Regions from separate parts of the Homo sapiens genome. Here region 2 is linked to region 1. The links are chromatin loops, found by intact Hi-C in ENCODE. Cell type or tissue: heart left ventricle. All regions are shown on one strand. Each heading gives the region's core, and the rest is flanking DNA. Links, peaks and the distances in the headings are about the cores only.

Region 1 (8,342 bases), core at 39-8,038:
CTTCTGTCAGAAAACAAACCATTTCACAACCATCAAGACCACAAAGTGTGGGTACATATGACCTGGAAGTTGCATCACTCCTAGCTGTTGAACAGACAGTACATGTCACATGAACCTGTCTCTATCCTTTGGGTTAGATCTCAAGGTCTTCAAGCATGTAGAATGAGGCTATAACTTCCTCTTATTGCTCTTGGCGCCCAGAAAACCTAGGTGGGCCACAATTTAGCTGTGCAAGAGTGTTATGCTCCCTTCTGGTGACAATGAAGGCCCGTGAAAGTTTATCACACCAGGATTCTGCAAGATTCTGCCTGGAGTCATGATCATAGTGTTGTTCTAAGATATAAAGGGCCGCCAATATGTGGAAGAGCGATTTGATTTATTTTTAGTTACTCAACATACTCAAGTTGAACAAGTACCAGCAGGAGCAGTCTACGGAAAACCAAATTTTATTTTTTTTAGAACGTAAGAACTTTCTAAATGAGTGGTCCAAAGCAGGTCTCTTGGAAACTGGAGAATACTCAACACTGGAGATTTTGAAGAAAGAGGCAAGGTGAGGGATCAGCAAACTTTGTTAAGGATGTTAGCAAATATTTTGGGTTTTACAGGTCATATTTTCTCTGTCATAACTACTCAGTTCTATAGTGGCATGACAGCAACCATACACAATTCATAAGCAAACAGGCATGGCTGTGTTCCAATAAAACTGCTTAGAAAAAGAAGTGGTGGCAGGATTTGTTTGTTGACTCCTGGCCTAAACAAAGGGTGGGAAGGTTGGGGAGTGTGACAGAAGAAGGGCTCAAAGAGTAGATCAAGGCTGGGCGTGGTGGCTCACGTCTGTAATCCCAGCATTTTGAGAGGCCGAGGCAGGCAGATCACGAGGTCAGGAGATTGAGACCATCCTGGCTAATACGGTGAAACCGTCTCTACTAAAACGACAAAAAAAAAAAAAAAAAAAAAATTAGCCAGGCGTGGTGGCGAGCACCTGTAGTCCCAGCTACTCGGGAGGCTGAGGCAGAAGAATGGCTTGAACCTGGGAGGCAGAGCTTACGGTGAGCGGAGATCGCACCACTGCACTCCAGCCTGGGCAACAGAGCAAGACTCTGTCTCTGTCTCAAAAAAAAAAAAGAGTAGATCAATAGATGGACAAGAGACTACCTAAGGTCTATTCTCCCCTATCTTGAGAGACTTACTTTTTTCTTTTTCTTTTTTTTTTTTTTTTTTTTTTTTTTTTGCGACAGGGTCTCCCTCTGTTGCCCAGACGGGAGTGCAGTGGCGCAAACATGGCTCACTGTAGCCCCGACCTCCTAGGCTCAAGCGATCCTCCTACCTCAGCCTCCCATTTAGCTGTGATCACAGGATGCGCCATCATACCCAGTTAATTTTTTTTTTTAGAGATGGAGTCTCACTATGCTGGCTAGGCTAATGTCAAATTCATAGGCTCAAGTAATTCTCCCACCTCAGCATCCCAAAGTGCTGGAATTACAGATGAGCCACTGTACCCAGCCCCTTATGTATTTTTTAACTAAGAAAACATGATATGGTAACACCTCATTTAATCAGATTACTCAGATTCTTAGAACAGAGGGATGTGTTCTTCTGAATAACCACATCTCCACCTGGGAGCTTCACTAAGAGGTGTGTAGGGGTGTGTGTGTGTGTGTGTGTGTGTGTGAGAGAGAGAGAGTCAGTCTTTGTTATTGGTGAATTTTTAAAAAATAAGGCAAAGAGCTTTTTGAAGATACAACTGTTATGTTCTTCATATACCCGCCTAACAGGTTTAAATTATAGGTATCACCCAGTAACCTCAGTTAGATTCAGATTAACCATAAACCTCACTTCATAGGATTCTCTAGGTTTACTGGCAGTTTTTGGTTTTACCCTCTTCAGAAAGCGGGAAGTTAAAAGGACACGCCTATTCCAGGAGTTTCGCAAAAGCCTCTTCCAAGTAATGTCTTGCCCCTTCTACAACCTTAGCCACAAGGCACGTGAGATTTGGTATCAGAAAAGATGATTTGAGACCTTGAGAAGTCCTTAGTCATCAAAGAAGAGTTCTGTTATCTTTGGTATACCAAAGTCAGGGCAGAAGATAGAAGATTCTGGAGGTTTAGAAATATTTTCAACTGTCAACTCTCAGGTGGTGATGTGGTTGAGTTCTAGCTCAAACAAACACAAAGACACAGGGGAATCTGATCTCACTTCTGAACATATGATGTACAAGTCTATCCTAATATATTTCAACACGAAGCTACTATGCCAGTCTCGTGTCCCATAATAGTTAACAGCAAACATTACAAGAGTACAGTGGGAGTCATGTAACAGTTACACATTTTTGAAGGCACACTTCCTGAGCGAGGAAAGGCTTTTTGCTATCCTTCCTCTAGCAATCCTTCGACTACTCTGGACCATAGAGACTTTATACTCTCTGAGGAAATTTTTAAAAGTGTATTTGCTGAGCTCTTGCTACCTGCCATGTGCTTTCTACTCATTATCACATTTAATCCTTTAACAAATGCTGCAAGGTAAATAGGATCCTCTTAACAGGTGAGGAAAAAGAAGTTCATAGAGATTAAACAACTTACAGAGACCACAGCCCAAGATCTTCTTATTCTGTGGGTCCAGACCCACAAAGAACTTGAGGTGAAGCTACTGCAGATGAATTGCTCACTACACTTTGAGAAACACTGGCCACAGAGTTTATGAATTCAAGTTTATAGTTAATTGGTGATGGCAGATGGCAATAATGCAACTAGAATCTAGGCCTCAGCTCCTAGTCCAAAGTTATTTCCACTCCTCAAATGCAGATCCCCTAGAAGAGAGCAGCATAGTTAACTGTATTTGTTCTGGACTCATTCATCTGAGAAAGGGCAGATAAGTACAGTTTCCCTCGGACTCTAAAGGAACTTATTTGCTCCTCGGGCACAGAATGAATTTTTTCTTACCCCAAGACTATGACATTCTGAGGTCAGGGGCTTTTGTATCTCCAGCATTTATTTAGCACAGGACTTGATACTTCCAAAGCACTATATAACTGTTCAATGAAAGTTATACCAAAGGAACAAAATAATGTTTATTTGCTTCTGTTTTGGGGGAAAAAAACCTCTCAGTCAGATGATCTGTTAATTTAACACAATCTCTATTCCAGGTAAGATGGTACACAGACACCATAAACACAAAAGATCACCTAGAATCCTTTATATAAAGCTGACTCCAACTATAGGCTTCAAGGAGTAGATCATGGTAATCTAGATTAAGCCAATTTGCACCATTTCATCCTACATGCCACTGTGATCAGTTTAGCGACAAGCGTTATGTTCCAAGCCAGCTCAGAGTCATTAAGATTCAACTCCAGGACCTTTGTTTTGTGTTACTCAAACTGGCTGTGTCACTGGACAAAGGGTTGTCACAATATTTCCCTGAAGTTGCAGGAACCACTATTTGTCGCCTAAGAACAGCCAACCGAGAGAGAGCAAGAGAAAAAGAGTACGTGTGAGAGTGAGGGAGAGCGAGAGCATGCAAGCAGGTTAAAAGATGGATATTGATGAAATATGAGTCTTTTTTTATTTTTATTTTTATTATACTTTAAGTTTTAGGGTACATGTGCACAACGTGCAGGTTAGTTACATATGTATACATGTGCCATGTTGGTGTGCTGCACCCAGTAACTCCTCATTTAGCATTAGGTATCTCTCCTAATGCTATCCCCTCCCCGCTCCCTCCACCCCACAACAGGCCCTGGTGTGTGATGTTCCCCTTTTTGTGTCCATGTGTTCTCATTGTTCAATTCCCATCTATGAGTGAGAACATGCGGTGTTTGGTTTTTTGTCCTTGCGATAGTTTGCTGAGAATGATGGTTTCCAGCTTCATCCATGTCCCTACAAAGGACATGAACTCATTTTTTATGGCTGCATAGTATTCCATGGTGTATATGTGCCACATTTTCTTAATCCAGTCTATCGTTGTTGGACATTTGGGTTGGTTCCAAGTCTTTACTATTGTGAATAGTGCTGCAATAAACATACAGGTGCATGTGTCTTTATAGTAGCATGATTTATAATCCTTTGGGTATATACCCAGTAATGGGATTGCTGGGTCAAATGGCATTTCTAGTTCAAGATCCCTGAGGAATCGCCACGCTGACTTCTACAATGGCTGAACTAGTTTACAGTCCCACCAACAGTGTAAAAGTGTTCCCATTTCTCCACATCCTCTCCAGCACCTGTTGTTTCCTGATTTTTTAATGATCGCCATTTGACAAACCTGACAAAAACAAGAAATGGGGAAACGATTCCCTATTTAATAAATGGTGCTGGGGAAACTGGCTAGCCATATGTAGAAAGCTGAAACTGGATCCCTTCCTTACACCTTATACAAAAATTAATTCAAGATGGATTAAAGACTTAAATGTTAGACCTAAAACCATAAAAACCCCAGAAGAAAACCTAGGCAATACCATTCAGGACATAGGCATGGGCAAGGACTTCATGTCTAAAACACCAAAAGCAATGGCAACAAAAGCCAAAATTGACAAATGGGATCTAATTAAACTAAAGAGCTTCTGTACAGCAAAAGAGACTACCATCAGAGTGAACAGGCAACCTACAGAATGGGAGAAAATTTTTGCAATCTACTCATCTGACAAAGGGCTGATATCCAGAATCTACAATGAACTCAAACAAATTTACAAGAAAAAAACAACCCCATCAAAAAGTTGACGAAGAATATGAACAGACATTTCTCAAAAGAAGACATTTATGCAGCCAAAAGACACATGAAAAAATGCTCATCATCACTGGCCATCAGAGAAATGCAAATCAAAACCACCATGAGATACCATCTCACACCAGTTAGAATGGCGAAATGTGAGTCTTAACCTGAGGCTGAGGCCAGATTTAGATTTTCCCCTTAGACTTTCCGGGTCAATAAACTCTTTCCTCATTTAAGGTAACTTAGGTCACTGATCAATACAGGCTGTAACCATATGTCCGAACCAGTTTGCTACCACCGGAGTAACTCAGGGGTCCTTTACAAGAGCCCTGATCATATTCATTATTCAATCCACTTTCTTTTTCCTTCACTTTCAATGTCTTTTCCATTAGCACTTACTCACACCTACACAAACTCTCCCTTCCTCATTCCAATCATTCAATCAACATTTATGAAATCCAGTAATGCCAGGTCCTTCAGGATCTCATGACTTATGGAAAGGGCAGACAAGTACAGTACATAGGTAACTCAGTACATGGTCAGTGCTCTTATAATGGTATGAACAGAGGTTCTCAGCACAGTTCATGTAGGTGTTCTCAGCACCCACATGAACAGTGGATGCTTGACGGAGAGGACTACTCTGCTTGCCTCGAGGAGTCACAGAAGTTTTACAGGACAGGTGGCACTTGGATTGGGTATTGAAGGATGTGAAGAGTTTTGCTGGGTGAAGAAAAACTGCTGGAGGGAGAACTTTCAGGAAAAGAGAGTAAGATGAGTATAGGTGACTCTTGTTATTTCTGGTAGTTATGGTCTGTAAAGTCAGCACAAACACTGTATTAGTTAATATTGAATCATTCCTCTGGGGCAGCGATCCCCAACCTTTTTGGCACCAACGGCTGGTTTTGTGGAAGATAATTTTTCCATGGAAAGGGGTAGGGACGGTTTTGGGATGAAACTGTTCCACTTCAGATCATCAGGCATTAGATTCTAATAAGGAGTATGCAACCTAGGTCCCTTGCATGTGCAGTTCACAATAGAGTTTACTCTTCTATGAGAATCTGATGTCACCGCTGATCTGATGGGAGGTGGAGCTTAGACAGTAATGCTCACTCACCAGCTGCTCACCTCCTGCTGTGAGGCCCAGTTCCTAACAGGCCAGACTGGTAAGGGTCCTCGGCCCAGGGGGCTGGGGACCCCTGCTCTAGGGGAAAAATACCAGATTAGGTTCCTCTTAGCCTCTGGTCACATTTTTATCAATCGGTCAATACATAACCTCGTTTTATATGTGTTTCTGTTTAAAGACACCTTATTTAATATTTGTTGATTCAGTAAGACTGAACTCATGGCTAACAGCACTTCAACTCTGCCTGAACAAAGCTTATCTAATACATGTATTTTCTCAGTAAGGCACATTACAGCCTTCTTGTGTTTAGAAACACTAGACAGAACTTCAGCACTATGCTTGGGGATCTTTTTAAACAGTGAAATCACCAACAAAAAGCACAAAAATGCAAAAAACATGGTACCCGATATATGACAAAGAAGACACTTGTTTACAGGATGAGAGGTGAAATAAGTACACAAAACACTGCCTTGTGCCACCTCAGCTGGGAATGTGCACGTCAGGAGACTCAGATGTTTTCACTGCCCTGTCCATGTGAATGTCTGAGATTAACAGCCAAAGCATGCTGTTTGGTCTGTTCAGGCTGGTAAAACAAAATACCTCAGACTGTTATTTATAAACATGAAATTTACAGTCCACAGTGCTGGAGGCTGGAAAGTCCAGGATCAAGGCACCAGCAGATTTGGTGCCTGGTGAGGGCCCTGTTTCTAACAGATGGTGGAGGGGACAACGGAAGCCCTCAAGCTGCTTTTGTAAGGGCAAAAATCCCCTTCACGAGGGCTCTGCCCTCACAGCCCACCTAATCACCTCCCAAAGGCCCCACCTCCTAATACCAACACATCAGGGATAAGATTTCAACATACACGTTTTGGAGGGACACAAACATTCAGTCCATACATGGTGAGTATTGATTTTGGGGTTACAAGTAAATTTCAGTGAGTACAGAATCTAGAATGTGTGAATATGAGGATTCACTGTATATGAAAAAGTTTGGTGTACTCAAATGATAAAGGTAAGTTTGGTGACGTTTATGTCGGGAGGATGAGAAAACTGTGGAGAGAAAATTATTGAAGGTAAGTCAAATATTATAATAATATATTTTAAAATATTATAAAATTAAAAAATCTGAGAATTCCTCCAGAAAATAACATATTTTTAAGTATTTGTTAATGAAGAAAAAACTACAATGAATTCATGATTCCTTTAATCAGAATATCCATATTTTTTGGGGAAAAAAGTACAAATTCATGGAAAACACTTATTCAGTTCATAAGCAATACTGGGTGTGAGGGAGTGTGTGTGTTTTGAAGGACCCAGGACACAGCAGTCCATCATATGGGAACTACTGTCGTGCACCCAGGGGAGTAGCTCAGGCAGGGAGAACAGCATAGGTAAAGGCCCTGAAGAGGAAGCGAGCTTGGGTTATGGGAGAACCTGACAGGAGGTCATGGCTGGAACACAGTAAACAAAGGGGAAAGTAGAACAAGCAAAAGGCAGGGGTAGATTGAAGTTTAGATTTTATCTTAAATAAAATCCCTCAATAGGGGCATGATTAATAAATCAATATATTGGCAAATGAGCTTGAGAACCATGTATTATACTATTTATATTATTCACATATTATTTATATTAAATATACCATGTTTATGTACACAAACATACATACAACCACATAAAGTGTATATATAGCATACACACATACACACATTTTACAAATGCTTAGAAAAGCATTTCAAATTGCTACCAATGGCTCCTTGTTGAGGGGAATGGGCATATAAGAGAAAAGATACAGGGAACTTTCACATTTTAATCCACATAATTCTATATTTTTAAGTAAACAGAACATGAGAGCTGTGAATGGTTTTAAATTTTTCCATATTTAAAATTCTAAAAGATCATTCTGGCCTATAATAATTGCATTGAAGTAGGGCAAGAGCATGAGTAGGAAGCCCAGATAGACTACTGCTCAAGAAATAATGGTGATATGGACCAGGGCAGTGGCAAAAGGTATATACATTGAAGAGGGCATATGCAACCAAGATATATTTCAGAGGCTGAAATGACTAACCTTGATAATGGACAGAATATGGGAGATACCGGAGAAGGAAGAATAAAGACTTCAAGATTTCCAGCTTGAGCAAGTGGGTGGGCTGTATTATGACTCATTATGATGGAGAAGAGAATCACAGTCACATCTCTCTGACAAGTCTATTATGGTGCATTCTATCCATTCTCTGCCTCTACCACATGAAAGACAAAGGGACAAGATGAATTTGATGTGTATGAGAGAGACAGGGTCACATCTGGGAAACCAAAAAGCCCTGTATCAGTAATTACACTGATTGAATTCTGTGAGGTTCATTCCCCAAAGACCAGGTCAACCTTTCTACAGAGGACTCGAAATCCATTAGGGGAATTACCTCTCCCATTGACAAAGCAACAAATGAGCTGTTGCCAACCCTTTAAATATTGGAGAAAGAAAGGTCATTCCCCTGAGGGACCTTGCTTTCATGTC
Region 2 (8,342 bases), core at 300-8,299, 59 kb before region 1:
CTTCCAGGGCTGGGCTTACAGAAGCCTTATAAAATAGGCAAGATACTATGCCATACATATCACATGTGATCTCATTTTAAATCCTCCTAATAGTTCTGAGACACACCTCTTACTTTCACATTATCAGATGAGGAAAACAGTAAATGGCAGAGTTGGAGCAGGAAGATACTCAAACACAAGCACGTATGGGAGCTCCCCAGAATCAAAAAGAAGTTTGAGAGAAGATATTCCCTCAAGCCAGCAGTGCCAAGTGCCTTCCCTTTCCATTCCTGGCCAATGGCTCTTCCAGAGGCTATAGAGGCTATTGCCACCATACAGTCTCTCCCTTGGTGCGCGCGCGCGCGTGTGTGGTGTGTGTGTGTGTGTGTGTGTGTGTGTGTGTGTCGGAGTCTCATTCTGTCTCCCAGGCTGGAGTGCAGTGATGCAATCTTGGCTCACTGCAACCTCCGCCTCCTGGGTTCAAAGCGATTCTCCTGCCTCAGCACCCTGAGTAGCTGTGATTACAGGAGCGTACCACTGCACCTGGCTAATTTTTGTATATTTAGTAGAGACGGGGTTTCATCATATCGGCCATGCTGGTCTCGAACTCCTGACCTCGTGGTCTGCCCGCCTCAGCCTCCCAAAGTGCTGGGATTACAGGCGTGAGCCACTGTGCCCGGCCTTCCCTTGGCTTTTAAAAATGGTTTTCTAGTTTTTCTAGCCACTTCATTTTGTACTTGTTCTTCCACACATTTTCATATAATTTTATATACCATACTATATGATGATTTTGCTTTTTTCTATCCCACTGGACTCCAAGAACCCTAATGATGAAGGACTCACTTTGATTTTCAATGAGTATGTTCCCATTTAAGGGTGACTTAATATAAAATGCTTGTAAGTAGATTAAACACCATTTAGAGTTCTGTAACTGTCACTGGCCATGTTTAAGAGGTCATTTGAACTATCCTCTTGCATTTGACCCATTCCAAATGGATCCTTCCTGTGAAAGAAGAAAACTCTGTGTCACAAATCTTTATGAGATGAGGCAATCTTTGTATCTCAAACCCTTCTGGCTGCAGTTCTGAGCCAATTTTGGCAGGACTCTGGTTACAGAGCAAAGCTGTATATGTGAAACTAAAAGTTGTATATTTTGCCTTTGGTCAGTCAATCAAAGCCTCTGGTGAATGAGTCAGGGAAGACTTAGAAAAGATTAATGATGGGTAAGCTCTCCACTGACATTTCTAATTTTACCATTTACCCACCATCTTTCTATAGACTACTGCTGCAGGGTCAGTGATTCTGGAATCTCACCAATGAAATTTCACTCCTAGTAACCCTCACCAGAATTATGGCTTTTCAGGGCATGTGACTCACATCAATGTATCATCTGTTACAGGTTTAACAGCCTTCTTGAAATAAGAAGACAGACACTGGCTAGAATCTGGAATGAGGCCCCAAAGGCTGGAGGACAAAAATAAGTCCAGTGAAACCAACTTGTCTTCAAAGAGAAAAAGAACTCTATTTGTCTTGACTCTGCCAGTTCAAAACTCTTTCCGTTGGCAATAGATATTATTCTGAATAGTTACTTATTTTAGCTCAGTGGAAGACCTGCATTTTGAGAAATGAAGTTATTTTAGCAAGAATACATATTATCTAGTACTTGAAGGAAGACTAGTGGCTATTATTGCAGTAAAAGTGATGATAAATACATAATTCACAGTTTTATTTCTAAGGTGCTTAATTTACTGTATCTTTACAATCAGGTTCCCACATAAATGAAAAAAGAGATAGATAGAAGGCTGGTATTAGTAGCCTCAGTAATCCAATCAGACACAGTTATGTCTAGTCTATGCGAGGCAGGATGAATGGGCTGATTCACTTTATACCCCCTACTCAAAAATAATCTTACAGGATTACTTTGGAGATCATATGAGGTACCTAATGTAAAAGTGCTTTGTAAACTTTAAAGCATCATTTCTTTCTTCCAGAGCACCTAGTATATAATGTGAATGTTAGAGGAAACACAGGATTAAAGTCTATTCATATACTTACCAATACCTGGCACTGTTAAGTTTTTTTTTTTTTTTTGGTGACAAGGTCTGGCTCTATTGCCCAGGCTGGAATGCAGTGACGTGATCTCAGCTCACTGCAACCTCCGCCTCCTGGGCTCAAGCCATCCTCCCACCTCAGTCTTCTGAGTAGCTGGGGCTACAGGCATGTGCCACCATGCCTGGCTAATTGTTTTTGGTAGAGATGGGGTGTCGCCATGTTGCCCGGGCTGGTCTCAAACTTGTGAGCTGAAGCAATCCGCCTGTCTTGGTCTCCCAAAGTGCTGGGATTATAGGCATGAGCCACTGCGTCTGGCCTGTTAGCCATTTTTATTTTAGCCCTTCCAGCAGAGGTAAAGCAGAATCTCACTGAGATTTTAATTTGCATTTCCCAGATCACTGATCATCTATTCATGTGGTTACTGGACATTCCTATATCTTTTTTTGTTGAAGAATCTATTCACATTTTTTGCCCATTAAAAAAATATTGGATTGCTCTCTTCTTACTGAGTTGTAGAAGTTCTTTATATGGACCACAAACAAATCCTTTGTTAGATATGCGCGTTGAATATTTTCTCGCATTTTGTGATTTGTCTTTTTTTTTGAGATGGAGTCTTGCTCACTCTGTCGCCCAAGCTAGAGTGCAGTGGTGCCATCTTGGCTCACTGCAACCTCCACCTCCTGGGTTCAAGCGATTCTCCAGCCTCAGCCTCGCCAGTAGCTGGCACTATAGATGAGCACATCCACGCCTGTCTAATTTTTGTATTTTTAGCAGAGGTTTAGCATGGGGCTTCACCATATTGGCCAGGCTGGTCTCGAACTCCTGGCCTCAAGTTATCTGCCTGCTGCCTCCCAAAGTGCTGAGATTACAGGCGTGGGCCACCACGCCCAGCCCATTTTCTTTTCTTAAAGAGGCCTCTTGAAGAACTAGTTTTAATTTTGATAAAGACTACTTCACCAAAAACTACAGTTTTTTCTCTTTTATGATTCTTGCTTTTTCTGTCCTATATAAAAATCTTTGCTTACCTCAAGATCATGGAGATGTTTTCTTCTAGAAGTTTCTTTTCTTTTCTTTTTATTTAAATACAGGGTCTTATTCTGTCGCCCAGGCTGGAGTGCAATGGAATGATCTTGGCTCACTGCAGTCTTGACCTCCCCCAGGCTCAAGTGATCCTCCCACCACAGCCTGCTGAGTAGCTGGGAATGCAAGCACATGTGACCGTGCCTGGCTACTTTTTGTATTTTCTGTAGAGACTGGGTTTTGCCATGTTATCCAGGCTGGTTTTCAACTCCTGAGCTCAAGCAATCTGCCCTTCTTAGTCTTCCAAAGTGCTGGGATTACAGGCGTGAACTACTGCGCCCAGCCTAGAAGTTTCGTAGTATTAGATTTTACATTTATGTCTCTGATACATTTTAATTTTTGGGTGAGTGGTGTGATATGAAGGGTTGCTGTTCTTTTTTTATTATTCCTATATGAATGTCAAGCTGTTTCAGCATCATTTGCAGAACAGGTTTTTCCTTTCTCCATTGGCATCTATATATTTATATACTTTTAATAATTATATATATTTATATATTTAAACTATTTTTATTTATATATGCATTTAAAATATTTATATACATATATGTATTTATATATATTTCTCTCCTGGACTTGCTAATTCTTCTAGTGATCTACAGGTTTTTGTCCTTTCACCAATACAACATTATCTTGATTACCATAGTTTGACAGGAATTCTTGAAATCAAGTAATATAAATCCTGACTTTATTGTTGTTCTTTTAAAAATTTCTTTGGTTGCTTGGCCAACATGGTGAAACCCCACCTCTACTAAAAATACAAAAATTAGCCAAGCATGGTGGCACGCGCCTGTAATCCCAGCTACTCAGGAGGCTGAGGCAGGAGAATTGCTTGAACCCAGGAGGCGAAGGTTGCAATGAGCTGAGATCATGCCACTGCATTCCAGCCCGGGAGACAGAGCGACAGACTTTCTCCTCCCGGGCCACCGGGAGGGGCTGCCATGAAGGTCTCTGATGTGGCCTGGAGACATTTTCCCCATGGTCTTGGAGATTAACATTAGGCTCCTTGCTACTTATGCAAATTTCTACAGCCGGTTTGATTTTCTCCCCAGAAAATGGGTTTTTCTTTTCTTTTTGAGACAGAGTCTCACTCTGTCGCCCAGGCTGGAGTGCAGTGGCACGATCTCGGCTCACTGCAAGCTCCGCCTCCCGGGTTCACGCCATTCTCCTGCCTCAGTCTCCCGAGTAGCTGGGACTAAAGGCGCCCGTCACCATGCCGGGCTAATTTTTTGTATTTTGAGTAGAGATGGGGTTTCACCGTGTTAGCCAGGATGGTCTCGATCTCCTGACCTTGAGATCCGCCCACCTCAGCCTCCCAAAGTGCTTGGATTACAGGCTTGAGCCACTGCGCCCGGCTGGGTGTTTCTTTTCTATCACATCGTCAGGTGGCAAATTTTCCGAACATTTATGCTCTGCTTTCCCTTATAAAATTGAATGCCTTTAACGATACCCAAGTCACCTCTTGAATGCTTTGCTGCTTAGAAATTTCTTCCGCCAGATACCCTAAATCATCTCTCTCAAGTTCAAAGTTCCACAAATCTCTAGGGCAGGGGCAAAATGCCACCAGTCTCTGCTAAAACAACAAGAGTCACCTTTGCTCCAGTTGCCAACAAGTTCCTCATCTCCATCTGAGACCACCTTAGCCTGGACCTTATTGTCCATATCGCTATCAGGCTTTTGGTCACAGCCATTCCACAAGTCTCTAGGAAGTTCCAGACTTTCCCACATTTTCCTGTCTTCTTCTGAGCCCTCCAAACTGTTCCAACCTCTGCCTGTTACCCAGTTCCAAAGTCGCTTCCACATTTTTGGTATCTTTTCAGCAACGCCCCACTCTACTGGTACCAATTAACTGTATTAGTCCATTTTCATGCTGCTGATAAAGACATACCCGAGACTGGGATTTTTATTTGGATTGTGTTGAATCTACAGAACAATTTGAGAAAAACTGCCATCTAAATAATAATAGGTCTTCTAGTTCATAACTACTGTACATCACTCTCCATATTTAGGTCTTTAATTTCTACCAGCAACATTTGATAGTTTTCAGTGAAGAGGTGTTGCATGTTTGTTGTTAAATTTATTCCCAAGTATTCCACGTTTTCTGGTACCATTCGATATATAATTAAAATTTTTTCATTTTCCAATTGTTCACTGCATACTGTAAAACTTATTTTTTGCATAAAAACCTTTTTATCTTGTGACCTTGCTAAACTCACTTAAAAATTTTTTTGTTGTTAAAATACACAGGGTTTCGCCATGTTGCTCAGGCTGGTCTCGAACTCTTGAGCTCCAGGTATCCACCTGCCTCAGCATCCTAAAGTGCTGGGATTACAGGCATGAACCACCACACCAGGACTCTTATTTATTTTTCTTCCTCCATGGAACTGATGAGAATCTCCAGTACAATGTTAAATAGAAGTGGTAAGAACAGGTACTTTCTCCTTGTTTTCAATCTTAGGGCATTATGTTCAATATTTCTCCATTAGGTATGATCTTAGCTATAGGGTTCCTTAGAAGTCCTTTATCAGTTTAAAGAAGTTCTCCTCAATTCATAGTTTGCTAAGAAATACTTTTTTTTCAATGAAGTACTGAGTTGTCAAATGCTTCCTCTGCATCTATTGAGGTTATGATTATATTATTTTTCTCCTTCATTCTCTTAATGTAATGAATTACTTTGATTGTTTTTTTTTTGAAGTCAAACCAACCTTACACTCCTGGGATAAACACTACTTTGTCATGATGTCTTACCCCTAATGTATACACACATGCATATTCCCTAAAATATATATATTGTCCCAAACAGACACATATAGATATACACACATACGTATTTAGTTGGATTCGACTGCTAATCCTTTGTTTTTAAAGAGGATTTCTGTTTATTATTCATGGGGGATATTCTCTGTAATTTTATTTCCTGTCATCTTTGCCAGATTTTGATAGTAGGGTTATGCTGGTCTCATAAAATGAGCTGTGAAAGAATCCCCTCCTCCTATGTTTTCTGAAAGACTGTGGGTAAGATTGGTGTTATCTTTGAATGCTTGGTAGAATTTACCAGTAAAACCATCTGGGCATAGTTTTCTAGGTATTTGTCCAAGAGAAATAAAAACAAATGTTTCTACAAAGATTTGCTCATTACTGTTTAAGTACAAATGGGTCTTAATGTGTAACAGCCAAAACTGGAAACAATCTAAATGCTTATCATCATGTGAATGGAAAAGTGAATTGTGATATAAAGATACACTGTACTACTGAGGAATAAAAAGGAACAAACTAATGACACATGGAAAAACATGGATGAATCCCAAAAGCATTATGCAGAATGAAAGAAGTCAGGAAAACTAGTACTTACAATATGATTCCATCTATGTAAATTTATGGAAAATGCAAATCAATCTGTAGTGGCAGAAAGGCTGTTACTGGTTCTCTAGGAATGAGGTAAGGGAAGGATGGATTACAAGGGGGCATGAGGAAATGTTATATAAATGCCACTGACTGTACTTCAATTTCTTCCTAAAAACTTGTGGGGAAAAAAAAGGGTGGGGAAATGTAGAAATGAAAAATCAGTTTAAAAAATCATCTTAACTGAGCAGAGAGAAAAGGATTGGAAAAAAAAGATAATGTAAGTGATTGTTGGGTCAGTATCAAGTGGTCTAGTGTATAAGTAACTGAAGTCTCAGAAGGAATGCCCATCAGTGATAGACTGGATCAAGAAAATGTGGTACCTATATACCATGGAATACTATGCAGCCATAAAAAGGAAAGAGATCATGTCCTTTGCAGGGACATGGATGGAGCTGGAAGCTGTTATCCTCAGCAAACTAATGCAGGAACAGAAAACCAAGCACTACATGTTCTCACTTATAAGTGGGAGCTGAACAATGAGAACACATGGACACCTGGGGGTGGGTGTATAATACACATTGTGACCTGTTAGGTGGGCAGAGGGAGGGAGAACATCGAGAAGAATAGCTAATGCATGTTGGGCTTAATATCTAGGTGATGGGTTGATCTGTGCAGTAAACTACCATGGCACATGTTTACCTATGTAACAAACCTGCACATCCTTCACATGCACCCTGCAACTTAAAATAAAAGTTGAGGGAAGAAACAAAAAAAAAAAAAAAAAAAAGAAAATGTGGCAGAAAAAGATTTGAAGAGGCCAGGTGTGGTGGCTCATTCCAGCACTTTGGGAAGCTAATGTGGGAGGATTGCTCGAGACAACATAGCGAGACCATATCTCTACAAAAAATTAATCAAGTATGGTGGCATATGCCTGTAGTCTCAGCTACTTGGGAGGCTGAGGGCAGGAGGATCTTGAGCCCAGGAGTTTGAGGCTGCAGTGAGCTATGTACTCCAGCCTAGGTGCCAGACTGAGACCCTGTCTCTTAAAAAAAAAAAAAAGTCGAAGAAATATTGGTAGAAAGTTTGCTAAACTAGATTAAAAAAAAAAAAGCAACACATAGAACTGGAAAACTAAGTCAACCCACAAGAACAAAGTTCTTGGACCTTTACCTTAAAACAGATAAAAAAACTAACTCAAAATGGATCAAAGACCTAAATGTAAGAGCTACAACTATAAACCTCTTAGAAGAAAACATAGAAGAAAAGCTTCATAACATTGGATTTGACAGTGATTTCCTGAATATGACACCAAAAGCACAGGCAACAAAAGTAAAAATGCAGAAATTGAACATCAGAATTAAAATATCTGTGTTTCAAAGAACATATCAGCAGAGTAAAAAACCAATCTATGGGAGAAACATTTGCAAGTCATGTATCTGCTAAGGGTTTAATATAGGTAAACTCCAACAGCTCAACAACAACAACAAAAATCAAACAACCTGACTGAAAAATGGACAAAAGACTTGAAATAGATATTTCTCCAAAGAAGATATACAAATGGCCAACGCACGCATGAAAAGTTGCTCAACACCACTAATCATTAGGGAAATACAAATCAAAAGCACAATGAGATACCACATTGCACCCATTTCTATTAAGAAAAAAAAAAAAGGAAGTAATGCTAGCAAAATGGCCAAGAAGAAACCCCTACTGCTTGTCCCCCTCACAAAGACAGGCAGAACAATGAATAAACAACTACATTTTAAATTTTAATTTAATTTAATTTTATGTATTTTTTTGAGATAGAGTCTTGCTCTGTTGCCCAGGCTGGAGTACAATGGCGTGATCTAAGTTCACTGCAACCTCCACCTCCTGGGTTCAAGCGATTC

The links. Hi-C counts contacts between places; a loop is a spot of excess contacts. Peaks named below come from ENCODE experiments on the same cell type or tissue, not always from the same donor. Only the 100,000 strongest peaks of a DNase experiment are listed, where the experiment ranks them.
Region 2: a loop joins it to region 1, with 2.2 times the contacts of the local background. A loop is called at or near these places in 3 of 110 quality-filtered maps.

The regions. Positions count from the first base shown.
Region 1 is chr11:78,290,359-78,298,700 of GRCh38, forward strand. All of the region lies in intron 1 of GAB2 (GRB2 associated binding protein 2), which reads right to left. It overlaps LOC105369402 (a long non-coding RNA gene), which reads left to right and starts at 6,406. Exons shown (of 3, transcript XR_950343.4): 1 at 6,406-6,727. RefSeq lists an enhancer at 1-199. In heart left ventricle, for the core only: no CTCF peak of the experiment used is centred there; no DNase peak of the experiment used is centred there; H3K27ac peaks cover 1,106 bases.
Region 2 is chr11:78,230,987-78,239,328 of GRCh38, forward strand. All of the region lies in intron 3 of GAB2 (GRB2 associated binding protein 2), which reads right to left. It also overlaps a transcript of USP35 not described here. Among named protein-coding and RNA genes, the nearest start is that of USP35, 46 kb to the left of the region's middle. In heart left ventricle, for the core only: no CTCF peak of the experiment used is centred there; no DNase peak of the experiment used is centred there; H3K27ac peaks cover 225 bases.